7 separate regions of the Homo sapiens genome follow, and all the other regions are linked to region 2. A link is a contact called in ENCODE Hi-C or POLR2A ChIA-PET data. All regions are on one chromosome and are shown on one strand. Each heading gives the region's core, a stretch centred on a gene start or an enhancer-like site at or near the end of the contact. The rest is flanking DNA. Distances are from core to core; before and after follow the strand shown. Region 1 overlaps ARHGAP26 (Rho GTPase activating protein 26). Region 2 holds the start of NR3C1 (nuclear receptor subfamily 3 group C member 1). Region 3 overlaps ARHGAP26 (Rho GTPase activating protein 26). Region 4 has its middle 19 kb from the start of HMHB1. Region 5 overlaps ARHGAP26 (Rho GTPase activating protein 26). Region 6 overlaps ARHGAP26 (Rho GTPase activating protein 26). Region 7 overlaps ARHGAP26 (Rho GTPase activating protein 26).

The links. Hi-C counts contacts between places; a loop is a spot of excess contacts on that map. ChIA-PET counts read pairs that join two places held with the same protein, here RNA polymerase II (POLR2A). Pooled maps may share reads with other maps.
Region 1: a pooled map shows a loop between it and region 2 (4-fold over the local background). The contact joins the enhancer-like site here to the promoter of NR3C1 in region 2. A Hi-C loop is called at or near these places in 1 of 168 maps with a recorded cell type or tissue (PC-9) and 9 of 50 pooled maps. POLR2A ChIA-PET finds 5 or more read pairs at or near these places in 7 of 52 experiments (CD4-positive, alpha-beta memory T cell, MCF 10A, PC-9 and 4 more).
Region 3: POLR2A ChIA-PET joins it to region 2 with 10 read pairs in A673. The contact joins the enhancer-like site here to the promoter of NR3C1 in region 2. A Hi-C loop is called at or near these places in 6 of 37 single-sample maps with no recorded cell type and 5 of 50 pooled maps. POLR2A ChIA-PET finds 5 or more read pairs at or near these places in 5 of 52 experiments (A673, MCF 10A, PC-9 and 2 more).
Region 4: a loop to region 2 is called in a map with no recorded cell type, with 4 times the contacts of the local background. The contact joins the enhancer-like site here to the promoter of NR3C1 in region 2. A Hi-C loop is called at or near these places in 3 of 37 single-sample maps with no recorded cell type and 2 of 50 pooled maps. POLR2A ChIA-PET finds 5 or more read pairs at or near these places in 2 of 52 experiments (OCI-LY7 and activated B cell).
Region 5: a loop to region 2 is called in a map of psoas muscle, with 7 times the contacts of the local background. The contact joins the enhancer-like site here to the promoter of NR3C1 in region 2. A Hi-C loop is called at or near these places in 45 of 168 maps with a recorded cell type or tissue (A673, CD4-positive, alpha-beta memory T cell, GM11168 and 31 more), 36 of 37 single-sample maps with no recorded cell type and 33 of 50 pooled maps. POLR2A ChIA-PET finds 5 or more read pairs at or near these places in 20 of 52 experiments (AG04450, BJ, CD4-positive, alpha-beta T cell and 15 more).
Region 6: a loop to region 2 is called in a map of CD8-positive, alpha-beta T cell, with 5 times the contacts of the local background. The contact joins the enhancer-like site here to the promoter of NR3C1 in region 2. A Hi-C loop is called at or near these places in 65 of 168 maps with a recorded cell type or tissue (A673, B cell, CD4-positive, alpha-beta T cell and 41 more), 37 of 37 single-sample maps with no recorded cell type and 46 of 50 pooled maps. POLR2A ChIA-PET finds 5 or more read pairs at or near these places in 7 of 52 experiments (A549, CD4-positive, alpha-beta T cell, CD4-positive, alpha-beta memory T cell and 4 more).
Region 7: a loop to region 2 is called in a map with no recorded cell type, with 8 times the contacts of the local background. The contact joins the enhancer-like site here to the promoter of NR3C1 in region 2. A Hi-C loop is called at or near these places in 13 of 168 maps with a recorded cell type or tissue (GM12878, IMR-90, Right ventricle myocardium inferior and 9 more), 34 of 37 single-sample maps with no recorded cell type and 27 of 50 pooled maps. POLR2A ChIA-PET finds 5 or more read pairs at or near these places in 11 of 52 experiments (AG04449, BJ, GM12878 and 7 more).

What each region holds. Positions count from the first base shown.
Region 1 is chr5:142,974,672-142,978,795 of GRCh38, reverse strand. The region is part of intron 11 of ARHGAP26 (Rho GTPase activating protein 26); the gene reads right to left. It overlaps LOC107986457 (a long non-coding RNA gene), which reads right to left. Exons shown (of 2, transcript XR_001742909.3): 2 at 13-4,124. Among named protein-coding and RNA genes, the nearest start is that of ARHGAP26-AS1, 110 kb to the right of the region's middle. Within about 2 kb of position 1,760, at least 10 of the 41 ENCODE cell types and tissues checked have a DNase peak (open chromatin) inside an H3K27ac peak, as active enhancers do.
Region 2 is chr5:143,402,353-143,406,238 of GRCh38, reverse strand. It overlaps NR3C1 (nuclear receptor subfamily 3 group C member 1), which reads left to right and starts at 2,553. Exons shown (of 9, transcript NM_000176.3): 1 at 2,553-3,028. LOC128966704 reads left to right here. Exons shown (of 2, transcript XM_054328421.1): 1 at 1-905; 2 at 1,323-1,573. The coding sequence starts at 598. The coding sequence ends at 1,353. RefSeq lists enhancers at 348-397, 118-884, 1,358-1,497, 1,538-1,607, 885-1,652 and 1 more and silencers at 1,658-2,927, 3,168-3,247, 3,458-3,557.
Region 3 is chr5:143,082,236-143,086,318 of GRCh38, reverse strand. All of the region lies in intron 17 of ARHGAP26 (Rho GTPase activating protein 26), which reads right to left. Among named protein-coding and RNA genes, the nearest start is that of ARHGAP26-IT1, 110 kb to the left of the region's middle. Within about 2 kb of position 1,743, at least 3 of the 41 ENCODE cell types and tissues checked have a DNase peak (open chromatin) inside an H3K27ac peak, as active enhancers do.
Region 4 is chr5:143,791,076-143,794,865 of GRCh38, reverse strand. No RefSeq gene overlaps it. Among named protein-coding and RNA genes, the nearest start is that of HMHB1, 19 kb to the left of the region's middle. RefSeq lists enhancers at 2,180-2,259, 2,380-2,479. Within about 2 kb of position 2,430, at least 3 of the 41 ENCODE cell types and tissues checked have a DNase peak (open chromatin) inside an H3K27ac peak, as active enhancers do.
Region 5 is chr5:143,021,701-143,025,358 of GRCh38, reverse strand. All of the region lies in intron 12 of ARHGAP26 (Rho GTPase activating protein 26), which reads right to left. Among named protein-coding and RNA genes, the nearest start is that of ARHGAP26-AS1, 150 kb to the right of the region's middle. RefSeq lists an enhancer at 3,364-3,453. Within about 2 kb of position 1,723, at least 8 of the 41 ENCODE cell types and tissues checked have a DNase peak (open chromatin) inside an H3K27ac peak, as active enhancers do; they include GM12878, gastrocnemius medialis, heart right ventricle and 1 more, where a contact is called at or near this core.
Region 6 is chr5:142,922,228-142,925,957 of GRCh38, reverse strand. The region is part of intron 10 of ARHGAP26 (Rho GTPase activating protein 26); the gene reads right to left. Among named protein-coding and RNA genes, the nearest start is that of ARHGAP26-AS1, 55 kb to the right of the region's middle. Within about 2 kb of position 1,642, at least 3 of the 41 ENCODE cell types and tissues checked have a DNase peak (open chromatin) inside an H3K27ac peak, as active enhancers do; they include CD8-positive, alpha-beta T cell and natural killer cell, where a contact is called at or near this core.
Region 7 is chr5:143,049,955-143,053,744 of GRCh38, reverse strand. All of the region lies in intron 14 of ARHGAP26 (Rho GTPase activating protein 26), which reads right to left. Among named protein-coding and RNA genes, the nearest start is that of ARHGAP26-IT1, 140 kb to the left of the region's middle. Within about 2 kb of position 2,009, at least 9 of the 41 ENCODE cell types and tissues checked have a DNase peak (open chromatin) inside an H3K27ac peak, as active enhancers do; they include ascending aorta and gastrocnemius medialis, where a contact is called at or near this core.

The sequences.
Region 1 (4,124 bases), core at 511-3,010, 430 kb after region 2:
TTTTTTATCTTGAAAATTTTCAATTTTTACAAAAAAAAAAAAAAAAAAGGCAAACTCCTTTCTTGACATAAAGCTCCAGGATTAAGATAATAATAACATTTATAGGGTGTTCAAGAGGTGGAAAGTATCATGCCAATTGATTTCAATGGATTATCTCATTCAAATGCACTGAGAACTCTATGAAGTCAGTGTTAAAATCATCCCCATTTAACAGGTAAGAATCTGGGGCATAAAATTATTCTAAGTAGTCAGGGATGGGACCTAAATTCAACCCAGGTTGTCTGAAACCAGACCACCCTCTTGGCCACCATTCTATACTGGTGCTTCGGTTTCCAGTTTCAGATTGGTTATGTCAATGATGAGAGCAGCACCAGCCAACCCTGGCTATGTATTTTCTGGATGGGGACACAGGTACATAGACAGAGCCCCTCACTCCAAAGATGGCCAAGGATTTCTCACACATTATCTCATACCTCCTCATCACCCAAGAGAAAGAGAGTCGAAGAAGTGGAGAATGAATTTAGGCCAACACTGCTATTGAGGAAAGAGGACATGCTTTGACCATGACCTACCACTCATGGCCTTTGAGGCCTTGGGCAAACCCTAAGCCCCTCTGAATACAGTTAAGACCCAAGGAGAAGCGATCCGACCCCACGCCAATTAAAGCAGAAAAAAAATTTTTAAGACTGAATGTGCTCATTGTGGGAAGGCCTACAAGAACCTAGGAGTGAAATGGAAAATATTTTCAAGATGTCGGATCACTGAAAATAAGTCAGAGGAGTCAAGAGGAACCAGGTCCTTTTCCCATGGCTTTGCAAGTGATCTGTCAACCATCCCAGCCATGGGCTGATGAAACCTCTCAAGGTGCTGCTCCAGTTTCTTCATGCTGGTGAATGTAGCCAGGAAGGAAAGCAGTAGTGGTACGAACAGAGAAACACAAGATACCAGAGCTCGCTGAACTGTGCTGACAACTTACACCCTGGCGCATCTCTGACTCACTGACTTCCTCCGTGAATTTTTGTGGTCAAGGCAGGATAACAGATCTGTCTTTGGGGAGGCAGTGTGAAATGTTTTTGCTTCCTCTCCCTACCACCTTCCATCTTCTTTCTTAACCAGGAGATGGCTAGCAACTTCTAGAGACAGCTGCTTTGGAAGAAGCTGAGCACACAAAGGTTGCCTCCTCACCCAGGAAACTGCTGAGTTCAACGCAAAGACTGGAGGCAAATGTCCAAAGATCCGTATCCAGCAGGGGGAAAAAAACACCTGGCTGACCTGTGGCAGCCCCAGGACCAACAAAAATCTGTCAACAACCATCTACGTGCTTTTAAAGCAAATCAAGATTTCAAAACAGGATTCTTCCACTGTTGTTTTTTTTTTAATAAGGTTAATTGATGGCCCTCTGTGTGCCAATAAAAGAATGTGGAATATCTGTTTGAAGTTCTCTTTATTGGCCCAGCAATGCCACAAATTGTGAAATAAAAGGAACCATAATCTCAAGGAAGAACCGCGGGTTGAGGTGTTACTTTTATATAATTTTCTTTACCCACACCATCAATAGCCCCTCTGAAACTTGTCTTGTATGAGCCCTTGCAATTGCTCATTATGAGGAACATCTGTTCTTTCTGCCAGCCCAGAATCCATCCCCACTTTCTAACTAAAACTTCTCAATTTTCCTTTAGTGTACTCCTTCCCTCAGCTCTGTCTGTGTGGTTGGGCGGAGCTAACCCCAGGGCTAGCATATGACTCAGGAGTGGCCTCAGTCACAGTGACCACTTTAGGGATGAATACAGAACCTGGCCCAGGCCAATGAAAGAGCCTGCCCTGGGACTTTTGCTGGAACTATTACCACAGAGGTGTACTCTTGCGTGCAAATGGGTAGGGTACAGACCAGGAGCTTCTCCTGGTCTCCAAGGGCCTATCTTTGACACGATGAGGAGAACCTACCTGAGGATGATGGCAAACACAGAAAAGTTTGAACCAGCAGGTTCAAAATCTAAATTCTCTAGTTCACATACTATTTAAGTTGATATGCTCGCTTTTAAGAGTTGAAATTCCACCTACAGGGAACCAGATGTCTCTACAGAACTGTCTTTCCAATCTAGTTTAGTAAAGTCTCAATTTGTATTTTTGGCATGTAAAAAAATATCTTTTCCCAACAGGATATCTTATGAACGTTGCATTTTTCAATACACAGTCTTACTTAGGTGCGCTTTTATTCATTGAATTTATATTGGATGGATACATCTATTATGTATGGATGTTAAAGACTCCATTGAGACTATACAAAAATGTAGTAATAATGATTGGGTCAAATGTCCTAGCATTTCAGAGGCCTTGCTCTTGGGCTACTTTCAGGGTTAGCAAAAGGGCCAAATAGGGATCAAGAGATCTGTCCTTCCTTTAGCCGATAACCCCTGTCCCTCAGAAGCAGTAGATCCTCTACACAGGCTGCTAGCATGACATTAGTTCACTTATTCACTTCATAAACTTAATTTCCTTTAGAGAGGTGCTTTCTAAATGGTTTCATACTCCTATTTCAAACAGATTATTTCAAATGCTTTAAAGGAGTACTTTATGGAAGCATCACCATGTATTAAAAATCTGCAGAATCCTTCATGGGAAAGAGCTTCCAATGAAGTGAAATAGAATATGATGATACCATATCTTTACTTGGGTGTTAGGTTCTACAGCTAACATTTAAGGCAAAATCCAGATAGAGTGAGAATTTCTCGTGAAAAGCCCTTAAGCCGGGCATATGGCATAATATACTTTGCTTTGTTTAAACTGTACTGTACTGCCTGTCACTAAGTTCCACGGAGAGTTTTTCCTCCATACGGTGGTTTATTCAGCTGAGCACCAGACAAAGCAGTTACTGGTGTTCAGAGGCCACATTATATTCTTGTTATTTGCAGAATGCTTATAGTTGAATTCATGTAAGATAAATACATGTATGGTACACCTCAACCAATTTTATTATGTTTTCTTAATACTCTCCAGGCAACCCAGGACACAAAGACTGGAGCTACTTTTATCCTATAAAATCCTTTATTAAGTAATCTCAGGGACGCTGGGTAATAAAGTATACACAAGTATACACACTGCAATCTTAGGTACTGGGAATGATGAAGTTTACTGACTGTCGATTGGGAGATGATACACACAAGAAACATCTAAAGAACAAAGCTAAGACTAAACTTTCAGGGATCATCTTTATAGTTTGCTAAATGATCAAAGCTAAGTTGAATTAAAACTATTTATTAAGTAGCTAACTATGTGTAAGAAACAATAACCACATTCAGGTCATTTAATCTGATGGTTTTAAAACTATTAGTACAGAATATCTTTTATCAAAAATAGACAGACAGATAAAAATTGAATGTGAAACCCCAGTACACCAGCAAGATGAAAGCAGGGCAGCTCTGGAAGAAGCTGGGAGAAAGGTTTCTTTCACCTCAGCAACTGTAGAGTCCCAAAGATTCTTGAAACATAATTTGAAAATCACTACTGTAGACGCAGTTCTCTAGTCCTACCCCTTTTATATTAAAGCTGCAGAACCACAGGCCTAGGAGGGGTGAGCAGCTTTTCCAAGTCCATGCCGTTTAGCAGCACAAGGGAAGCAGATGCTACATCTCCTTGCTCAGTCTACCATCATTTCCATTACAAACCTGCCTCCCCTCCTCGACCACCCCATGTGTAAGACAGAATCTTTCAGAACTGTAGGGGAGGGCCAATGGAGATTTGAAACGATTGAAGTTGGATGTACCACGTCAGACAAGACTTCTGGGAAGAGGGAGGTTTGGTGCTAGATCTTACAGGAAAAGCAAGGCAGGATTAATGGAAAAAGCCATTTCCCACTCTTCAGGTGGAATGAAAAGTATGAGAAGGGAGGTATGGATGTGGAACAAGGGAGGCTAGCAAAATGGAATGGAAGGTCTTGAAAATAACACGGCCTGAGGGACAGAGGGCGAAAGGAACAAAAGGGGAAACTATTCACAATGCTAAATAGTTGAGGAGGAAAAAATCTTTCCAAAAATGTATCACTTTCTAGAAGCTCAGCTTGCCAAATACTTTCAGTATTACTGATGTGAAGACAAGCGAGGATGGAAGGAAAAGCTCAGGCGGGA
Region 2 (3,886 bases), core at 1,304-3,803:
TGGATTCTTAGAGCAGAGATTCAGCAGTGAGACAGGCTAATGGCATGGGGAGATGTGTTCTATTAGACAACTGTATTGTCCCCTTAATTATATACATATATATGTATATAATATATATGTGTATACATATGTATACATACATGTATATATAAATAGAATTCTTAATCATTTTAAGCAGTGTACAAGGATAATTATTAGCATGGGCTATTTAACTCACTTTTAAAACGTGTAAAACATTATTGTAGGGTTGGGTCTTGATTTGTTTCCCATGAAACTGTTGGTAGTTTAGGGGCCAAATTAACGAAAGACATCTCATTCTAGTGCTTGAGGCTCAGAAATTGGAAAAACGGGCAACTAGGTCAAGCAGTGTTCTCATAGCCTCACAGATGAGCATCCAAAGCAAGGGCCTCCTTCTAGTTGACTTGTGCCAAGGGACAGGAGAAGCGGAGTCTGCCTTCTGGGTCCAGAAGGGGGTTTTGTTAACATGGAGTTGCTCAGCGCCCTTCATAAAAATTCTTCTGGCTGAGGGTTCTACGTTGGCATACGGTTGGTTCCCTCTTCTTTTCCGAGGTGGCGAGTATCTCTTCCTTTGCCAAGATGGCGGCTCCAGAATCCTCTGGAGGCGGCCCCCGTAGATCGTCTCCGGACAAGAGGCTTGCTGAAAGCCTACTTCTTTCCTTTCACATCAGACAATGCACAGGGAACCGTTTACCCTTGAGAACCAAGGAAGGACGGCTTAGGCTACCCGCGATCGCGAACCTTTGCCAAGATGGTGGCCGCGGGGACGGGCTGGCGACACTGTACCCTACCAAGATGGCGGCGGGCGGCTTCCGGGACGCGCTTCCCCAATCGTCTTCAAGATGTCAGAGCAGGGGGAGCCGCCGTCAGTCTGAGCGCGGCGGGAGGTGAGAGAGTGGCTGTGGCCGAGCGCCCGAGCAGGATTAGGTGGAGCTGCGGCAGCCCCCGCCCGTGTCAGGAGCTGGCAAGCGATGTCACCTGTGGGGGCGCAAAAGTTACCTCCCCAAACCCTAAACCCACACAGCACAACCTTTCCCAGAGTCACAAAAATCATAATCTGTGCCGCACAAGGTAGGAGGCTCGGTCCCGGCATCGTCCAAGCCTTCCCGACGCGGCGAGCTGGGGAAGGGAGCTGGGGCGGGGGCTTCCCGCACGGGCACCCCTCGCCCCACGGCCCTCTCCTTTCTCAGGACGGACCACGAGTTCCCTTCCCCTTGGACTGAGGGGGAAGCTCCTAACAGGAACATCTGTAGGGAGTTGAACGCTGGCATTTTAAAGCTGCCTGTATTTTGTTTTATTTGTAGGGGCAGGGGTCCTATGAACGTGATAGGGTGAGCAACGCACAGAGTCGAGGGCAGCAAATGTCAAGATTCGGGGGTGGGGCCTGCACCGGGAACTTGGACGCGGGCCCTGGCCGGGGTGGAAGAAGAGGTCAGGAGTTTCGGAAGGGGGGCTATATTTCGCCAGCAACTTACTATTTCGCCTGCAACTTGCTTTTAAGCCTGCCGCCCCCTGCTTTCCTTAATCATAATAATAAAAAAAAAGTGCAAAGAAATCCAGCTCGCTGGAGGTTTTGCATTTGGCGTGCAACTTCCTTCGAGTGTGAGCACATTGGGCGGGAGGGGTGGGGGTTGAACTTGGCAGGCGGCGCCTCCTTCTGCCGCCGCCGCCGCCTCGCAGACTCGGGGAAGAGGGTGGGGGACGGTCGGGGCGCGGGGGAGGGTGGGTTCTGCTTTGCAACTTCTCTCCCAGTGCGAGAGCGCGGCGGCGGCAGCTGAAGACCCGGCCGCCCAGATGATGCGGTGGTGGGGGACCTGCCGGCACGCGACTCCCCCCGGGCCCAAAGTACGTATGCGCCGACCCCCGCTATCCCGTCCCTTCCCTGAAGCCTCCCCAGAGGGCGTGTCAGGCCGCCCGGCCCCGAGCGCGGCCGAGACGCTGCGGCACCGTTTCCGTGCAACCCCGTAGCCCCTTTCGAAGTGACACACTTCACGCAACTCGGCCCGGCGGCGGCGGCGCGGGCCACTCACGCAGCTCAGCCGCGGGAGGCGCCCCGGCTCTTGTGGCCCGCCCGCTGTCACCCGCAGGGGCACTGGCGGCGCTTGCCGCCAAGGGGCAGAGCGAGCTCCCGAGTGGGTCTGGAGCCGCGGAGCTGGGCGGGGGCGGGAAGGAGGTAGCGAGAAAAGAAACTGGAGAAACTCGGTGGCCCTCTTAACGCCGCCCCAGAGAGACCAGGTCGGCCCCCGCCGCTGCCGCCGCCACCCTTTTTCCTGGGGAGTTGGGGGCGGGGGGCGAAGCGCGGCGCACCGGGCGGGGCGGCCACGCCAGGGGACGCGGGCGTGCAGGCGCCGTCGGGGCCGGGGTGGCGGGGCCCGCGCGGAGGGCGTGGGGGCAGGGACCGCGGGCGCCCCTGCAGTTGCCAAGCGTCACCAACAGGTTGCATCGTTCCCCGCGGCCGCCGCGCGGCCCCTCGGGCGGGGAGCGGCCGGGGGTGGAGTGGGAGCGCGTGTGTGCGAGTGTGTGCGCGCCGTGGCGCCGCCTCCACCCGCTCCCCGCTCGGTCCCGCTCGCTCGCCCAGGCCGGGCTGCCCTTTCGCGTGTCCGCGCTCTCTTCCCTCCGCCGCCGCCTCCTCCATTTTGCGAGCTCGTGTCTGTGACGGGAGCCCGAGTCACCGCCTGCCCGTCGGGGACGGATTCTGTGGGTGGAAGGAGACGCCGCAGCCGGAGCGGCCGAAGCAGCTGGGACCGGGACGGGGCACGCGCGCCCGGAACCTCGACCCGCGGAGCCCGGCGCGGGGCGGAGGGCTGGCTTGTCAGCTGGGCAATGGGAGACTTTCTTAAATAGGGGCTCTCCCCCCACCCATGGAGAAAGGGGCGGCTGTTTACTTCCTTTTTTTAGAAAAAAAAAATATATTTCCCTCCTGCTCCTTCTGCGTTCACAAGCTAAGTTGTTTATCTCGGCTGCGGCGGGAACTGCGGACGGTGGCGGGCGAGCGGCTCCTCTGCCAGAGGTAAGAAGCGAGGCGGGAGGGGGCCGGGGCGCGCTCGCTCCCCCGAGGTGCCGCTGGGACCGGAGACAACTCGGGGGCCGCCGCGGGAGCCTACAAACTTTTATTAGCCTCGGGGAGTGGGGGTGGGGGGCTGGCAAGGGCCGGGCGACGGTGACGAAAGGGCAGCGCGCGGGTGACAGCGCTGGCCTCTTCCTCTCCCTCCGCAGGCGTCCCCTGGCCGGGCCGAGGGGGAGGAACCTGACCTCGGACGGCGAGCGGAGCCCTGTCGAACTGCCGGGGGCTTCGAGCCTCTCATTCCTCGCGGGAATCCTGGCCTCTTTTCTCCCCCTAGTGTCCCCTTTCCCTCCAAGGGGGTCGCCCGACACCCGTTTTCGTGGTGAACGCTAAGCCGCGTCTGAATTTTACTCGCCCGAATATTTGCACGCCACCCCGGCGCGCCCGAGCGCGAGCCCGGGCTCCGGGGAGGCCCCGGCGGCGCCTGGCTTGAGGAGGGCGTGCGGGGCGCGTGAGGGTGCACACGCGGGGGGCTGACAGCCCGCAACTTGGAGACTGCGGCCGGGGCCGGCGTTATCTGTTAGAAGTGGGCGTGTCGGAGAGAGAACTCAACAGGTCTGGACGTACTTCTCTTTTAACCTCGCACTTTTTTCTCTTCTCCACCCCCGCCCCGCAAGGGCTTGCTCTTTAGCGTTTGTTGTTAATTCGCGCCTGAGGTTTCTAAGTGGCCCCTTTTAGAAAAAGACCCCCTGTAACCGTAATGGTTTTGTGCTGCGATTTTTACAAGTGCTAGTTTGACGTTTGGGGTTGCAGACTTGATAATTGCAACCTTGTAATACCACTTAAGACCCTCTGGCATGGTTC
Region 3 (4,083 bases), core at 494-2,993, 320 kb after region 2:
AGTCAAAATTCTAGAAAAATGATCAACAATGGGTTTGTGTCATTTTAGTAATGCCAGAGGGGACTGGAAGTTTTCTAGTTCCTTGAATGGCTATATGCAACTTAATATAGCCATCTGGAATAATTCTTTTTCCAGATACTCTGGAGAGAAAAACATTCTTCCAACATTTTTCTTATCATCATATCTGATGACAAGATCTGATCAACTCCTGTTCTTTTACAGGTGATAGAAGCCACCATTAGCAGATACCATAAGGAACCCTGAAAGGCCAGCTCTGACAGTCAAAGACTAGGATAAAAACAAGGGTTTTGCCTTGTTTCTTTGTGAAAAAAATTATTAATGGGAAATCTATCAGCCTTAGGAAGTCAAACCTTTCCTTGCATAATAGGGAAAATGTAGCTAAAACTATTTAAATATTATAAGAAACCATTTTTTAAAAAGTAAGACAATCTGAGCAACCAAGATGGTTTCCAATGAGTTTGAAATTCAGGACATTCTTTCGGTTAAGGAGGTTTGTTTCCTTCCTCGTACCCACAGCCACTTCAGGGCTGGGAATCCTCAGCTAACTTTTGGCACTCACTCAAATCCAACCAGATGGATAAACACTTGGTTTAACTGAACCAATGCTGTGGAGCGCTCTGCATCTGCTGCCGCTATCCTCAAAGTCTGGGACAGGGACAGCATGAATAGAGTCAGCTCTGACTTTCAGTGTTGCCTGCCTAGTTATAAAACTCAGACTAATTATCTGGCTTAAAAATTCATCATCATATGCAGTTACATTATTGCCTCTGTCGCGTTCTCCTAAGCTAATCTGTACCTTGACCTTTTCCTCTCTGTACTCCTGTGACACTGCTTGCCTTCACACATGCCATTAACTGGAACTCTCTTCCCTCTTGTCCCCCTCTTTTTTCTCAACTAATTTCTCAATTTCTTTACATTACCCACCTCCCCTATCCCCAAATTAGAGACCCTATGCTCTGCCTCTGTTTTTCATCACATATGTATATGAGACTAACTGGTGAATGTCTCCCCTACTATCTGCCACCAGAGGATGTTCTATGAAGCACCTACTGCAGGCCAGGCCGAGTGGGACAAATGATGTGATAGACACTGGGGCCTATCATCAAGAAGCTTGTCCTCTAACAGAGAGGAAGAAAAACAAGCGAATCAAGAGTTTCCGGGGCCGGGACCACAATTCGCACAACGCATGGGGTGAGGGAGAGGAAACTCTACCCGTGCAGAAAGCGTTTCTTTTTTTTTTTTTTTTTTTTTTTGAGATGGAGTCTTGCTCTGTTGCCCAGGCTGGAGTGCAGTGGCGCGATCTCGGCTCACTGTAACCTCCGTCTCCCTGGTTCAAGCAATTTTCCTGCCTCAGCATCCTGAGTAGCTGGGATTACAGGCACGCGCCACCACGCCCAGCTAATTTTTGTATTTTTAGTAGAGACGGAGTTTCACCACGTTGGCCAGGATGGTCTCCATCTCCTGACCACGTGATCTTTCCACCTCGGCCTCACCAAAGTGTGGGGATTATAGGCATGAGCCACCGCGCCCAGCGGAGAAAGTATTTCTAACGGAGATGTTGGCATAAGCAAAGGCAAAGAGGTGTGACTGTGTGCCCTACAAGCAGCTGGTTATTCCCAAAGCAGCGAGCCTTTGGCATGGAGTGGAGACAGGCGAGGCTGGAGAGGAAGCAGTGTCCAGATCACAAGATGTCTTTGTATGCCACGCTGGAGAGGGCAGAGTTCCCTGTAAGTAGGGCAGTAAAAAGGGCAGGGCTCCCTTTTGGTTAAAAACACGCCTCCCTCCAAATCTGTGGAAACTCAGGCCATAAACCTTCCCCTGCTCTTCTGCCAGATTTCCCATAAGCACCCCATGCATTCCGCTCAAGGGAACAAAAAGAGGGTGAGCAGCTTTTCCATGCATTCCAAATTCATTTCTATGAGCCATTGCCAATCAATCAGCACAGAGTGATGAGAATCTAGAGCTCATGGCTGGGCACAGACAGCTAAATCTGTCTGGTTCTTGTTCTCTTTTTTCTATTTTAATAGCATATAGTGAAAAACTTATTTTTTAATTTTTTAAACTAGGATTAAGTTTTAATGGCAGGGAATACTGTGACCACAGTTATGATCCCAAATCTTACTGAAAATTAATCTGTCCCCTACAGTCGGGTCATTAAGGCAGAGTCTTTTGAAGGTTGTTAAATTCCCACTCAATTATAGTTTTGACCACACTTTGAATGCATCCGGATGAGCTGGTGGCATCATATAAAAGTCAATGACGTGGACGGCGAGAGCCTGCAGATGCTTTAAAGTGGAAAGAACTAAAGAGTGTCTCCTCTTATCTTGAAGAACACTGTTTGCTCTAAAATCATGCCTTAATTTTTATGACACGTAATATAATGACTTGAAACTCAACCTTTGCAAATGAAGTATCTCAAGGTTTTCTTATTAGAGGGATAAGTCTGAGATATAAGATGGGAGAAAGATATATTGAATCGGAGTTAAGAAATAAAAAAGCAGCTGGGTGCAGTGGCTCATGCCTATAATCCCAGCATTTTGGGAGGCAGAGGTGGATGGATCACCTGAGTTCAGGAGTTTGAGACCAGCCTGGGCAACATGGTGAAACCCTATCTCTACTAAAAATGCAAAAATTAGCCGGGTGTAGTGGCAGGTGCCTGTAATCACAGCTACTTGGAAGGCTGAGGCAGGAGCATCGCTTGAACCCAGGAGGCGGAGATTGCATTGAGCCAAGATTGTGTCCCTGCACTTCAGCCTGGGCAAAAAGAGCGAAACTCTGTCTCCAAACAACAACAAAAAGAAGTAAAAAAGCTTAAACAGGAAATTCTTCTCCACTCAAAAAATATTTACTGTGCTCTTATGATGTGGTCAACAGAATGGATGCTGGAGATATTAAGAGACATAAGACTTGCTCTCTCATCTCACAAGGTATGCCTGAGTGGAGCAAAGGGGGAGAAAACGAGACAAAGATAAATTTGGCAGGAGTAAAACTGATCATTAGGCCGGTTACTGCGATGTATGCTTGAGCAGAAATACAGCCGGAATTTTAGGATCATATCTGCATGGTAAACCAGTTTCCAGAGGAAGTGATCCGTGGCCTAATAATGTAAACTAGCTCATAGCTAGGAAACAATGACACCTGTGACTAATGGGAAAAAGAAAAAGGAAGAAGACGAAGAAAAAGTCTCCAGCTCTAGCTTCCCCAAGATACATAGAGACTGCCTTCGACTGCTGTATTATACTCGGCTGAGATTCTTGGTAGCTCTAACTCATCGATATGGTCCAGCAAAATGCAAAATGTCACTCTACAGTGACAATCTTTGCTTAAAGAATATGATATTTAGCTATGAATACCAAAATAAAAATGAGCTACATCAACCTCTTCCCTTCATTTTTAAACTCAAAAACCCGTGACGTTCTGTAGAAAAGGAAAACTCTTTTAAACAGAAGCCATGGGAAAACATCAGTTAGGCTTTTGTGATTTGAAAATGAATAATCTTATTTTATGAAATTCAAAGAGAAATAAAATACTTTAGAAGGAGAGGTATGTCTAAAGTGAGCTATATACAACTCCCATCTTCTTGGTTTCAGATCTGTAATTACGCTTATGTGCGGCTACAGTATAGTGAGAACAAAATAGGCTCAAGACTCAGCCAGAAACATGAATACAATTCTTGACTTTGAAACTTGGTAGCAGTGTGACTTTGGGCAAGGTATGTAACTTTGAATCTCAGTGTTCTCCTCTGTAAATTAAAAATCCCAATTTTTGCTTTTGGGGACTTCTGCAATGATAGTAGATACCAGATATCTAAAGCACCTGACATATAACAGGTTTTCAACAAATTCAAACTAATTTTATTATTTTTTATGTTCCTCATAAATTCTTGGGCATAAATTGTTATTCCTCATGACTTCTGAGCAGGGACAGATAGTGATGAGAGCATTTCTTTCTGGATGGGAACAGTAAACACAACTCCATATTTTTGTGACAGTCCAGAGAGAATGCTCAATTCATTCATCCTAGAAGAATTTTTCCTAACACCTCCAGGGTGACATAATTATT
Region 4 (3,790 bases), core at 1,181-3,680, 390 kb before region 2:
CTGGAGTTGAATATATGACTACCCACCTGTACCTCTGAATCCATCTATTTGTTGCCTATCTGCAGAGCTACCACCCTTGTTCAAATACTTTCTTGGAGAATAGCAATAGTCTCCTAGCTGTTCTCCCGACACCAACCCTACTCTCCTATACTCCAGTGTTCACACGGCAGCCAAAGTAATCTTTGAAAACACAGAACTAATCTTGTCACTTCCCTAGCTTAAGAAAAAAGACAGTGATTTCTCAAAACTCTTCAAAGTAAGGTAAATGGCCCCAGCATCGTCCTCTCTGACCTGGCTGGTTTCATCACACACTGCTCCCCTCTGTTTTCTGTGCTCCAGCCCCAAACTCCTGTGCATCTGGTATGGAGTCTTTCTCCCCTCTTCTCCACCTATATGGGAAGCAGTGGAGTGTAGTTAAGAGAATGGTTCTGGAAAATAACAGGCAGGGCTGTATTGAGGACTCAAAGAGTTACTACATGAAAAGTGCCTAGAGTAAACCCTGATACCTAGTCTACACTCAGTAAGTGATAGCTGTTTCAGGAGGTTACTCAACTTTCAGCTTTCGGCTTAAATAGCACTTTCCCTGGGAGGCCTCTCCAACTCCCCCAGGCCAAGCCTGGACAACCTATTAGGTGCACTCGCAACTTCTTCCACTTCTTTAAGGTACTTGTCACAATTTGTAGTTATGGGTGACTATTTGGTTGATTTCTGTCTCCTCTGCTAGGCTATAAACTCAGCGAGGTCACAAATCATGACTATTTTGTTCACCATTTATCATATTCTGAGCACTTAACTCAGTGCCTGTAGTCTACTGGGTGGTAGGTATATATATATTTAGAGTTGGAGTCTCACTGTGTTGCCCAGACTGGTCTCAAACTCCTGGCCTCAAGCAAACTTCCTGCTTTAGCCTCCCAAGTTGCTCGGATTACGGGTGTGAGCTACCATGCCTGGCTAGTCAATATATATTCATCAAGGGATGTTGAAGAAATAAAAAAGTAGATGGGTGGACAGATGAATGGATAGATGGGTGGGCGGGTGGATGGATGGGTGGATGGACGGACAGATGGACAGACGGACAGATGGATGAGTATATCTGGTGAAGTGATAAACTAGGTAAGGTAAAGCCCCAAAAAGAATATTAGGGATCTAAATAAACATGGATCTTGTGGAAATAAAGACAATTGTAGGGTGGTACAGAAGAGAAGGAGGAGAGTTATCTGAAATTTTAACTCTAAATTTTATTTACTTCCAGTGGGAGGGAGTGCTCAGGCTGAAGCTTCCTGGTAAGCAGAAGGAGAATGGTCCTTAGCCGAGGCCTCACAGCATAACACTAAAGAGCACAGACTCTAACATCTATCAGACCTGATTTGAATTCCAGCTCCACTGCTCCCAAGCTATCCACAGAGAGCATGTTTCTTCACATTCCTAAGTTCCATTTTTCCTGCTGTAGAATTGGGTAACAATAGTGCCCTCCTGTGAAGATATTAGGAGGCTTAAGTGAATTTTGGATGTAAAGTGATTCACTCAGTGCCTTGAGCATAGTCATAAGAAACTGCCACCCTGAGCTCAATCTTAAAATCCTCAACAAAGCAACACGGTTTGTACTGCTGTGTTGTAAGGGGCAGAGGGAGTTGCAAGTGAATCACAACAACCTTGCAGAAAATCTGCTTCTGCTCCTGCGAGATAGGACACACAGCAGCCATATCTTACAGGGACAAGTTGCTCCACGTATCTTGTGCCTAAATTGCTATTCCTCTTCCTCTCACCCCCTGTGATGAACCCTGGGTCCTTAGGGGCTCAGCTGGTATTTTCAGTGTTGTCAAAACTAACTTCCTAATTACTTGAATTACTATAACTTGAATTTTTTTCAAATACATATAATTTTCCAGAGACCACTAATTCTCTTTTCATAAAATAAAGTCCTAAAATAATCTAGTTGTGTTCTTTCCCCAAAGGCCTTACAAAAAAAAAAAAAAAAAAAAAAACAAGGAATATGTGCTTTTGAAATCACCTCATGTCTCCTGGATTTCCTCATTCACCAGCAAAAAATTTAATAATGGACCCAGCACAATTCACAGCGGGGGAGGAAAATCTGCCACCCAGTCCTCAAGGGAAGAGACATGAGGTTGACTGCAGAGTGAAAATTTAATCTCTGCCTGAGGTTCCAAAGAAAAGGGGGTCTGAGCCGATTGTTCAATTACACACTCAGTAAGCACATGGTTGTGTTATCCCTGCTGAAAAAGGGCAGTGAGCCAGGCTTTCATTCTTGTGTTCAGCATACGGGAGACTGCAAAGACCACACAGATGGCAGACGACAAAGAATAACCCACTTCTTCACGAAGGCAATAAGTGAGTTTCTGTCTGGTGGTAACACAGATTGGGTGATTGTGGCTGGCAGGCGCAATTAGTTGTAAGCTTGATATGGCCATGGGGAGTGAGGGGCCCAACATAGATTTCCATAATATAGATAGCCCTTAGATTTTACTAGAAATTATCCCAAATCCTATGGGAATATCTGTACTTGTGAACACACAGTTTCCTCCATAACATTCAGATGATTTCAGATCCTTAGTGACTCTGACCTAAACTAGTTTTCTCTGGCTAAGAATGCTTTTTCATACCCCTTTCACTTTCTCTTCCTTTTCTTCACTGGCACTAACATTGGCTTTTTTCAGAAGCAGTTTTCTAAAAATAAATCAAATATTTTTTGTTGTTTCCTAAGAGTCATGGCACATGTGGTAGGGAAGGAACAATGAAACCATGCGGAGATGGGGATATGGAAGGTGGGCAGGGGGCTAGGCTCCCTCACCCACTAGACCAGACATATGAACGCATGTCAGGGGAAGAAAGGGAAACAAACCTTACTGATTTCTGCCCTTCGCCTGGTATGATAAGAGTTCCTTCCATGTCATATCGTCTTACTCCAGAGTTTATACTCATAAACACTGTTCTTTATAGGAACTCTGCGAGGTTTGACCTTATTATGTCCATGTAATGACACAGAAACTGAGACTTGAGAAGGTCAAGAAGAAAAATCTCTTAGCAGTGTGTAGGATCTTTATGGACCTGTTCCATAAACAACAAGAAATCATGGTTACATTTTGCTTTATGGCAACAACAGGTCTCAACCAAGGCTATATCTCAGAGTTACTTAGAACTTCTGAAAATGAAGGTTTCCATGTACTGTTCCTGATCTACGGAATTGGAATCCATCACCTGTTATCTATAGAATGAAATTGCTAAGTAGCCTTTTAGTCAGCAATTTCATTCCATAGATAATCCTGCTAATTATAAAGAATAACTCTTTTATCTCATTTAGTTTTGCAATGGCCCTTAAAGGAACTACTGTTAGGATTCCTATTTTATTGATGAGGAAAAAGGTACAGAGAAGTCTGGGAACATGCCCAGTGTCACGTAGGAAGCGTGGAGGCAGAATTCAAACCCAGGTTGTTCGTGCCTGAATTTTTCCCACTACATATTTATTGTCTTCCCAACATTCAGGATGCTTCAAAAGAACACAGGGCTTTTGATGCCCAGACATTCCTACTATTTTTCCAAAATCTATTAAAAATGGGGATGGCAGAGCATCTATGAATATAATTAATACCTGGTATTTCAATAGCAATTTTTAATTTAAAAGGGCTATGTATTTATTATGCTATTTAATCCTCACAACAACCTAGAAGGAAAATGTTATTTTTCTTATTTTACAGACAGAAAATTAAGCCTGGGAGGGATTAGATAATCTATCTTGGATCCTACAGCCAATGAGTGATAGGCCCTGGATTCA
Region 5 (3,658 bases), core at 474-2,973, 380 kb after region 2:
TGTTGGTCACAACAAACTCTGAGGCAGCGAAGGGCAGGGAAAGAGAGGGCATTCAGAATCAAAGGCCTAAGATTTGAGCCCTGGTGTCTCCACAAACTGCTTGTGTAAGCTGGGCATACTTCACCTCTCTGACCCATTCCCCTCACATATAAGATGCAGGTGTTGTGAAAATCAAATAAGGCAATGCCCGGAGGAACTTTAAAGAGACTGTACAGTGCCACGTTTTTATATAAACGGGCTCTGGCTTTGGATAATGATGACATTATTGGTAATAAGAATAAAGCGCAACATTTAATCATTGCCGATAATACCAGGCACCATTGAGCAAAGGATGTCCATCCTAATCTCATTTATTCTTCCAAAAAAACCAAAGATTTAATTATTAAAACTATTCCCACCTTCAGACAAAGAAACTGAGGCTTGGAGAAATTAATTTCTCAAAATCACACACTCAGTAATTCTTGAGGCTGGGATTTCAAACCACGTGTGGAATACTCCAGAGCTAACACTTCTAAGCACTACTCTACCCTCTGCTCAATCTTACATGCCGATTGTGAGCTGCAGGCTCTGACAACTCTGATCAGTGCAGGGAGTGACCAAGTTTGCCCTCAGAATGAAGTCTCAGTTTTCACATCTGTAAATGGGGTCAATAATAGTATCTAGCTCATAGGGTTCTTAGGAGGATCAAATGACATAACGTATATCAAGCAGTGAACATGTTGCCCACTCCCCAGTATGTACTCAATAAACATTAACCACAATAACTGGAAGCCTGTACTCGGTGGCAGTGGGGGAAATATTTTAGTCTCTGTCTCAATAACCCCTTGCACTGGGCTTTAGGGGTTAAAGATGTAGCCAGGGACCTGCTCACTGTCTCTTGGCTGAAGCCCAAACTGGGATGGCAACGGGTGGCTCACACCTGCTCAGGCTGCAGCCTGCTGTCAGTACAGAGCCCACATCACTGAGGGAAAGGGGAATATTAGGCCATGGCAGAGGCATACACTGGCTGCATCTGCCAGTCTAAAGCTAGCTGAGAGAGAGGGTAGATTTGTCAAGTGTCTTTTAGGACAAGCAGAAAGGCTTCTGATTATCCATGCAAGTCCAAGGAGTACCACCACCAGTCATAGCTTTGGGGGCCAGGGTCTCATCAAACAAAATAGCTGGGAACTCAAATAATAAAATATCTGCAAAAACAAGCTGTTCCTGCCCCTTCTTCTCTCTCCAGCCCCCTGCCCTCCGAGCCAGGGCTATTCTAGAGCTGGGGTATTACAGCTCAACTAAATGTAATTCAAGCTCAATGCACCACAGCAACTGTGTTGCACAGGCAACTCATAATGAAAAGTGAGGTGTAGAAAGTCAGCACCTAGGGAGAGCTAGAATTATACCACCTCGCCTGACTGCGGCTCAGAAGATGAAAGTGGTGGCCACGGAAACTGCATGCACAGGAGAGAGGAGAAAGGGGAAAGAAAAAGGGTGTGGGGAGGAGGGCAGGAAGGAACGCAGGCAAGGGAGGGAGGCAGAGTGTCTGTCCTCTATCAGCTCAGACCTGGCAGGCCTGGAGAGAAAGCTGGAGGGGATGCTGCACTCAGCTGACTGCCTCGTGGGCCAGTGCATAGGCGGCCAGGCCACTGTGCCCATTAATGCCTTCCACCCTTCTCAGGTTTAAAAGGGGAAATGTTCTATTTATAAGCCACCGACCAGCAGAGGCCTGGCAGCCTCTGGATGGTTCTGATCCCAAAAGGATCCTGGTTACCGGTGGCTGCCTCCTCCTGCCTCTCAACTGTGGGTGTTCTAACAGCAAAAGGCCAAAGGTGACTAGAAGCAAAAGAAAAACAAATCCTCTTTTCTGCCCTCTGCTGCTTTCATGAGACGGTGGATTTTTGGTAATGGCTGAAGGCTTTAGATGTCTTTTAAAAATAGTGGCCCAGGCGATCCCATCAAGGCTTTCCCTACAGTTTTCAAGCCTAAATCTCCTTTTCTGTTTTACAGATCAAGGGAGGCTGAGGAACAGAGATGAAGGAAATGTACAGTCAGAGGCACAACAATAGGAAACAGAGCAATGGTAATGATGTCCCTCCCCATCTCCTCTCCTGGTCCTCAATCTTGTCCTCATAAAACAAGGCAAACCTGAATAAAACGCCATCAGGGAGTTTGCTCTGAATGACGGCCTAAAGAAGGATGAGTGGATGTACAGAAACAACATATAAAGCATTATGTTGTGTTGCCAAATCCCTGTGGGAGAGTGGTGGGCCACACTAAGGGTCTGACCCTGGGGAAGCCAGTCAGTGAAATGCGTGACCCTTGTGCACCCAGCACTGTGCACAGGTGTTTGAGGAACCACTGAGGGCTCTAATGAGGTGGTGCACTAAGAAGGAATATGGGATGGCCCCTCAGCCACAAAGAACTAGAGGGGTTAGATGTTGGAGTCTGATGATGAAATTCCTTCCAGCCCCCATGGGTGGACCACATATGAACAGGATGGCAGAATGGATCAAAGATTTCAAGCATATGAAGTGTTGCAGGAAAAAAATGACCCTGGCAATGAGGCAGGCTAGGGTTTGAGTATGAGCTTCACTACTTCTCAACTGTGCTCCCTTGACCTCTTTAAGCCTGTGAGCTCCTTTGGAAACTCAGTTGCTGTGAACAGCATTTGTACAAATGGCAGCCCATCGTGTGACACTTTCATGCTCCCTCTCAAAACCTCATGCCATCCCATTTAGACTAATTTTAAAAACTTAGCCTTGTGTTAAGCCAAGGGTTAATAAACTACAGTCCCTGGGCCAAATTCACCATTGCCTGTTTTGTAAAACAAAGTTTTACTGGAAAACACCCACACCTGCTCATTTCCATATTGTCTGTGACTGCTTTCACACTACCATAGCGGAGTTGAATACTCCTATAAAAATAAAAATATTTACTATCTGGCCCTTTACTAAAAAAAGTGGACCCCTGTGCTAAGCAATAACATTTGTAAAATCAGGGGATTGGCCAGGCGCAGTGGCTCATGCCTGTAATCCCAACACTTTGGGAGGCCGAGGCAGGCGGATCACCTGAGGTCAGGAGTCCGAGACCAGCCTGGCCAACATGGTGAAACCCCATCTCTACTAAAAATAAAAAAAATTAGCCAGGTGTGGTAGCAGGCACCTGTAATCCCAGCTACTAGGGAGGTTGAGGCAGGAGAATCACCTGAGCCCAGGAGGCGGAGGTTGCAGTGAGCCGTGATCACACCACTGCACTCCAGCCTGGGTGACAGGGGTCTCAAAAAAATAAATGAAATAAAACAAAATAAAATCAGGGGATTTCAGAGAACTTATGTTCCCCCACAATACACATCAAAATAAATACAGAAGTCTAGATGGTAATTTAAAATATACTCTCTCAAATGACCTAGTGTACCACCAGTGGTGTGCACACCCCACTTTGAGAAATACAGTAACGAGGATTAAATGAATGAACACTCATAAAGCACCAAGACTGAGAAACAGTAGCAGGTTGTCTTCCTCCCTTCAAGAGCAGTGTTACCAATCCAGCTGGCTTTTCCTTTCCAGTGGGTTTTTCCTTTTGTTGTGGGAGTAACTGGCCTGGCCAGATGATAAGAGTAATAACCAAGAGTAATTAGGCACTTACCAACTAATGTGCAGATACTAATGTGCTGAAC
Region 6 (3,730 bases), core at 393-2,892, 480 kb after region 2:
GCTATTACTAACTCCACCCCACTGAAACAAAAACACTCAGAATTTAACAGTACCGTTCTTTCTAAATCAACCTCCAAAGATCTAGAATTTACTCATTCATAAGACTATAAATCTTCTGTTGGCAAGAGTTCATTCCCCAGCTTCCATCCACACTACTGTATATTTAAGGGTCAAATTCAAAGTAGAAGAGCTGAGGCACCCACAGGAACACACAATCTCAAAGCCTGTGTCTGAAACCTGCCCCTTATGCTTATTTAGGAGACAAAGGGGAATGATAAGGAATGGAGCATCAGCTGCCATCCACTTGCAAGAAGAGTTTTGCAAGTGCCAGGGAAGGGAAGTGGTCCTTTGTTTCTAAAGTGCTACTGGGAAAATGAATTCCTAACAGTTCCTGGACAATGCAATGGTTCGGGTTCAGAAGAGCTTCATTTACACAAAGATATGGCCAAAGCCACATAGAATAATCTTGGAGAATGACACCTTTTCCATGTCTGTTTATGAGATTACAGACCCAAATGTCTACGGAGACTCGGTAAGTAAGAAAAATTAGGGAAACTGGATAAGAAATTCTTTAATCCAAGGAAAATAGACTTGGTCTTATGTTGCTCTTGGTTTTTTCTTTTGCAGTTTTACTTTCAGATAGAAACAAAGAACAAAGAATTATCTCCCCTCTGTGGGAAAAACAACAGTGCAAGTGCAAAGCAAAAAAGCTGTCACTCGTCTTCATGGGGGAGGTGGGCAACAGGGCATGGTGGGGACTGCGGCAGAACAGAGAGCACACACCCCACCTAAAGGAAATATCTGTCATTCAGCTCAACCGGTAGCTGGCATGCGGGAAGGCATGATCAGCAGTTAAAGATTTTTTTCAGTTTTAAACTGTTGCCTCAAACACTATTCAAGCCAAACCAAGCATGTCTGTGGACCACCAGTTTGCAACTTCTGTTGTCTGTGTCTTCCTCTGAATCTATCTGAGCTTCACCCTAGGTCATCATTACATGTTATAAAGTCATCCATCTCATGCATTAAGACCAACAATGAAGGATGCCTGTCTATATTCTTGATTCACCTTACAGTCAAACTCAGGAGAGTATCTCCAGGTCATCCACAAAGGAGGAACTTGGGCTACTTCCCTTTTTCTTCCAATACTCAAGGACACAGTGCCATCACTGGAAGGCAATGGTAATCTACTATTTGGAGACAGAACATATGAATCTGCACTACTATGCGTGCTCTGATGTAATAAACCATTGAGGTCCTTCTGCAAGACCTTTGTGCATGGAAAGAATTAATAATATGCCATGATAATCTGGGTGTGGTACAGGTGAGAGACAGAGGAAGTAAGAAACCAGAAGATGCTGCAACTGGCAGCCCCCAAACCACAGGTAGATTTACTGAGTGTTTATTATGTGCTAACCACTGTGCTAAGGACTTTACTTGTATTATCATTCATTCTTCACAATAACTGTATGAAGTAGACACTACCATTATTTCTTCTTTTAAAAGTGAAAAGACTGAGACTCACATAAATTACTTGCATAATGTCACACCACTAGTAAGTGCCAAAGCCTGCACTTGAACCCAGGTGTGCCTGAATCTAAAGCAAAGCCCATGCTTTAATGACAATGTTGTACTGCCCCCCTGTGCATGTAGCATACATGTCCTGGGATCCAGAAAGACCAGCATCTTAAGGAGAAGAAGAAAGGAAGGAAGGAGGGAGGGAGGGAAGGAGAGTTGGAAAGAGGAGGGAGGGAGGAAGCAAGGGTCAACCCTCTAAGAAGGTTTTGGAAGTAGCTTCTAATCAATTATTTAGAAAGGATCTGATCCTCTCAGCACTTTGGGATGCCGAGGCGGGTGGATCGCGAGGTCAGGAGATCGAGACCATCCTGGCTAACACGGTGAAACCCCGTCTCTACTAAAAATACAAAAAAATTAGCCAGGTGCGGTGGCAGGCGCCTGTAGTCCCAGCTACTTGGGAGGCTGAGGCAGGAGAACGGCACGAACCCGGGGGGCGGAGCTTGCAGTGAGCGGAGATTGCGCCACTGCACTCCAGCCTGGGCGACAGAGCAGGACTCCGTATCAAAAAAAAAAAAAAAAAAAAAAGGATCTGATCCTAATAAATGAATGAATCATAACCTATTAAAGCCTGCAACCTTAGTATTTTTAGAGGAATGTTCCTAAAATAATTAGGATCATAGCAATAATAATAGTCTAAAAAGTAGGTATCACCAACCACATCAGATAAGTTCTTACATTTTTATGAGAGACTGAAGTCGTAAAACATCGGGAAGCCCAAAGACATCTTTGGCATATTAAATTGCATGGCTCTTAAATGCAACAGATATTGACTGAGTTCCTATTATGTGCCAGTCATCATGCTAGGTATCAGGGACATAGAAGCAAGCAAATGTTAACACACTGCACAAGGACAAGGCATTATTCACTGATGGGATGAGTGAGACTCAAGGAGAATGCAAATACCTGTTACTACTATTGATAACAAACTATGAAAATATAGCTTCTGTTTCATGTATTTTTTTTTCATTTTTACTATTCTATCTCACAATCAACAGAAATGTACATAAGTGGAATGTACTGGTTGAACTGTTTCTTCTATCCAGAATTACATAATAGCTCATTTTTGGTTTTGATTTTAAAAAGACAAACTCATTTTATATTTAGAAATTGGTAAATAAACTGGTATATTCAACCAATAAAACTCCATATTTCACCAGGCAGACTAAAGAGTAAAAATAGGGTTGCCTCAATCACCCTCCCAATCAAGTCCATTAACCACCATACCCCATTCTTTGTTAAACCAGAATCAAACAGCAAACAGGCATGCTCTCATTTAATTAAAAGAAAAAAAAAAACTCCATGACAAGTTCAAACTACATGAATTCTAAGACTCCAAGAACTTCTCCACTAACTTATTTTACAGAACAGCCAAAAAGCAATTCAGAAACTATGGTATCGTCTCCCAACTCAAGTCATGGAAGTCAGAGTCATATAACACCCTCTGAGGAAGGAAAACTCCATTTCCTGCCTGAAATGTCATGGCATTGAGACCAGCACTCTAATCCAACCAGCAGGAAGGCAAAATAAAATATTATTTCAAACAAGGGGTGAGAAGGGGAGGGAGGGGAAGTCTGAAACCAGGAAAAATGGATTCATGTGTTGCAAAAGATAAAGGCACGTTGCACCAGGAGGGAAAAGTAGGACTGCCAGGTTCTCAGCACACACAGGACAGTGAAATCACTCATCTTTTCTGCACCATCCTAAATAAGCCATTCCTAAAGCAAAGGGCCTGGCACTTTAGTTCAAAGAGCCAGGTAAAGGGTAATGTTTAAACAGAGGCCCAACTAACTGAGCATGTTTGTTTTTGCAAGAAAGTGGGTATGAATGATTTGTGATGAAAGGGTGGGAGGAAGGAATTTCTAGAGAATGAATGAGTCATTTAGGATACTCTTCTTCCTTTAAGGAATAATACTCTCATGATTATTTTTTTCTACAGAAAACACACACACACACACACACACTCTTCTGTCAATGTATACAAGGTGTATATAGGACAGCTGATTTTCAACTGGACCTTCTAATAGTTACTAATACATACACAAAACTGCCATCTAGAGGTTGAATGTTGAAACAAAGTCTGTTACATAAGATGATCCTTTTTGGAAAACACATAATCTCAGTCACACAATTTCACAAAAACACACAAATGCATACA
Region 7 (3,790 bases), core at 760-3,259, 350 kb after region 2:
CATTACTTTTGTATTTTTAAAAAAATTGCTTTAAGCTCAAATGTGCAATGAGAACCACCATATCAGCTCTGACAATTTCTTTTGTCTCTTCTTGCATGGACTTTTAAACAAATCAGTATATTTTAAACAAGCATGTATGATAAAAGAACAGGAGAGATAATTCTTATAATCTTCCTGAGTAGCACACAAGGAGGTGAGAAGAAGAGGCAGAGGTTGGGGAGTGTAATTGCTTCACAGATCCCCATCCTGTCCCTGGTGAGGCAGGCCAGGTCATACACATACTGGTGGGAGGGTCACAGAGTCTTTTTCAGTGCACAGGAGGGAGAATCCAGCTCCCTCATACTGGCTAAAGACTAGTTCTTTGCCACCAGCTCCCAGTCCTTTTTTTTTCTGCATAGCACCTCATTTTGAGTTGGAGAGCAACCCTTTTCTTACTTTTTCCAGGGGTGGAGAATGAGATTCAGGACAGACTGGCCAAAAGTATATCAACTCTCTGGACTCAGTGCCTGGATGAGGGATGGCCCAAGACCTAAGCCTGCCCAATCAGAGTAACTCTCCAGGACTCACGAACAGATATTTGCTGTTTGCTGGGCTTGCACTAGGAGGTTATGTAACTGCCAGGTGCCACCACACAGAGCCTGAAAGTCCGACAACCCAGAGACAAGATAAGCAGAAATGGTGGATCCTGAACCCTTGTATTTGCCTCTCCTTCTTATCATATGAGCCAGTAAATTCCTTTTTCCCCTTAAGCCAGGTGAGGTCAGGATTTCCGTCTTTTTACAATGCAAAGAGATCTAAATGATGCACCAGGTAAAGGGAGGCAGCCACCAGACTGCATCTTTCTGAAGAGTCTCCAAGAATAATTCTGGGACATCAATGAAGAAAGCTGTTCCTCCTGCAGGACCAACAGCCTTTCAGCTGGAAAAAAAATAAGTCAGAGGTGGGCAGAAGACATTTTCTATTTCCTGGGAAAGAAACCACTTTCATCCAAATAGAAAGAGGCCAAATACTCATGAATGGCTTCAGGATTTAGCCTATCATCACCAGGTAGGGGCACAAATCCAGCTGGTATCTACTGCTCTCCGTGTGTTCCCCTGACACATACTGGGTTATGAGAGAGGAAAGGGTCCCCAGCTCAGAAACATGTGGCTCTCAAAGGCACAGTACCTGTATGATGTTTGCAGGTGACACTGAGCAATAAAATGAAGTCTTTCCTGTCACATGAAACAAACAAGGAAAAACCTAAAGAGCATAATTTTTTTTTCTTTTTTTTTTTCAGACAGAGTCTCACTCTGTCACCAGGCTGGAGTGCAGTGGCGCAGTCTTGGCTCACTGCAACCTCCACCTCCTGGGTTCAAGCGATTCTCCTGCCTCAGCCTCCCAAGTAGCTGGGATTACAGGCATGTGCCACCATGCCCAGCTAATTTTTGTATTTTTAGTAGAAATGGGGTTTCACCATATTGGCCAGGCTGGTCTTGAACTCCTGACCTCGAGATCCGCCCGCCTCGGCCTCCTAAAGTGCTGGGATTACAGGCATGAGCCACCGCGCCTGGCCCAAGAGCATAATTTTATTTCTGGGGCTACAGAACAGTAAATTCCATAGAGTTCTATCACAGCAAATTTCTGAAAAGTTCACAAAATGTGATTTTCCCAGTATCCAAAATGTCTGCCACTTTAATTTGTGTCTTTGCCATCTTGCACTCCCTGAATGGCTTTTTCCTGCAGAAGAGTATGTATCAAAAACCTCTGCTTTGCATGACCTCTTTCCCTCCCCATCCTAAGACACGTGGAGAGCTGCCATCCTGCATGGTTCCTGGATGTGAGACAAATGTTACTGTACATTTTTCTAAAGAAGAAACCAACTTCTACCCAAGAAGAGTGAACATGAAACTGAACAAGCAGCAGTTGGCAAGTCTGGGAGTTGTGAACTGTTGCATGAACCACATTTAGCAAACTAATGATTAGCTTCCACTTATTCGGGCTCTGTAACCATAGGAATATTGCGTAACATTAGAGAGGAGAGTCAAATTACAGCCCGGCTAAAGGGCTTTTTATAGCACTGATGAGGCAAGGCTCATAACTTGAGCACATCCATTTTAATTCATTTAAAATCCAAGCTAAGTTGAATACAGCCTCCCAAGCTACACCATTTTCAGAAAGTGCTGCTGATTTCCACACCTCCCTCCTGATGCTCCCCTCACTTACAAAAGCTTCCTGATGGCATCTGAATATGCCACAGAGACGTCATTTACACTCTTCTTTAGAACTCAGTACACTTCTCTCCACCATGTCCCTTGACCACTGCTGCTTAGTAAAACAGATCTAAACTAGAGGAGCAATCCAATGTACAAAAGGCATCATGTGGGGAAAGCAGAATGAATGTTATTTCCTCCTGAACCTACTATCACATGAATTCAGAAAATCAGAAGACACAGACTGGAAGCAGTGGTTATAAGCGGAGAACGTCTTAGAAATGTCACACTTGGATCAGTCCCAAGGGCCATCTAGTCTATTACTGTGTTGCAGACAAAATGAAGGATATTTTGGAGGAAATTATTAGGAAAGTTACCTATGTACTCTTGAATTTCCTAATAACACATTATAGTGTATGCAAATTAATCTTTTTCTCTCTTTAAGTGAGAAAGTAATACACGCACATGTTAAGAATTCAAAGAAAAAAAAACAGATATACATGAAAAGGTAGAGGCAACTGCTAATGCCAGCTTTTTATGTGCATTTCCTATCTCTAACAGTCCCTTCTGTTTTGAGATCCAAAAGCTCTTACTGGCTCAAGACCCAGTCTTAGGAGAGCCTGCCTGAAGCATCCCAACAGGCAAAGGTGATGGTGGCTGGAGCAGAGGAGGTGAGCTTCCATCTCTGTGTTTCTTCTTTGGGGACTCAGGATTGTGATTAGTAGCCGTATTGCTAGCTCCCAGAATGATCAATCCTCTATCCAAGTAGTCTATCATCTTCTGGTCCTGTCATCTTTTGTCTGCTACCCTTCACTGGTAGACAAAATTGGACATTTGCTCTTCTCATGGTTCCCCTACTCCAGTAGGCTCCAGTCTTCAAAGTCTGGGCTGTTTCCACTTAATCCTATGTAAGCCTTTAGGTCTTAGAAATCATCATAAAGCATTTTGATTTCTTCAGAAAGAAGTCATTGATTGCTTTTATTTATGCCACTCTGTGAAAAGGTATGGGAAATAAGGGGCATAAAAAAAGAAATGCAGACATTCAAGGTCCCAGAGTAAGGAAGGATAGTTCATGGCTGGATCGGCGGTAAGTGGGTGAAGCATGCTACTATAATTCCGTGCTTTACAGCACTGCTGTATAATACCTTCATTGTGTTCTCTGTTTTACTAAGTTTGCTTTAAATGTGGTTTAAAAAAAAAAAAAGAAGAAGAAGAACAAAAAAGGTTACAGGACGAGAAAAACAGTGATGCTGAATTTGCAGTCCTTTATCATCATGGTAAAAACACACAAAAAAGGGACACAAATTTTTAACAGCACAGAAAATTAGGCTCTCAGTCAACATTCTCCTGCCACCAGGATATCCACTAGGCAAAGCTTAGATGAAGGCCTGAGGAAAATCCAGCTGGGGAAACAATGTGATAGGTGGTGGCCCTCTGCCCACCAACAACATAGCCCAAGCCACCCAGGGGTGTGGGGGAAAGGCCATGCTGCAACCCCCCAACCCCACTCCAGCAAACACACTTTTGGGGGCTACTTTCTGGGGCACCCAGAGCTGTCATAAGATTATAATCCAGGCAATGAAATCAGACTACAGAGC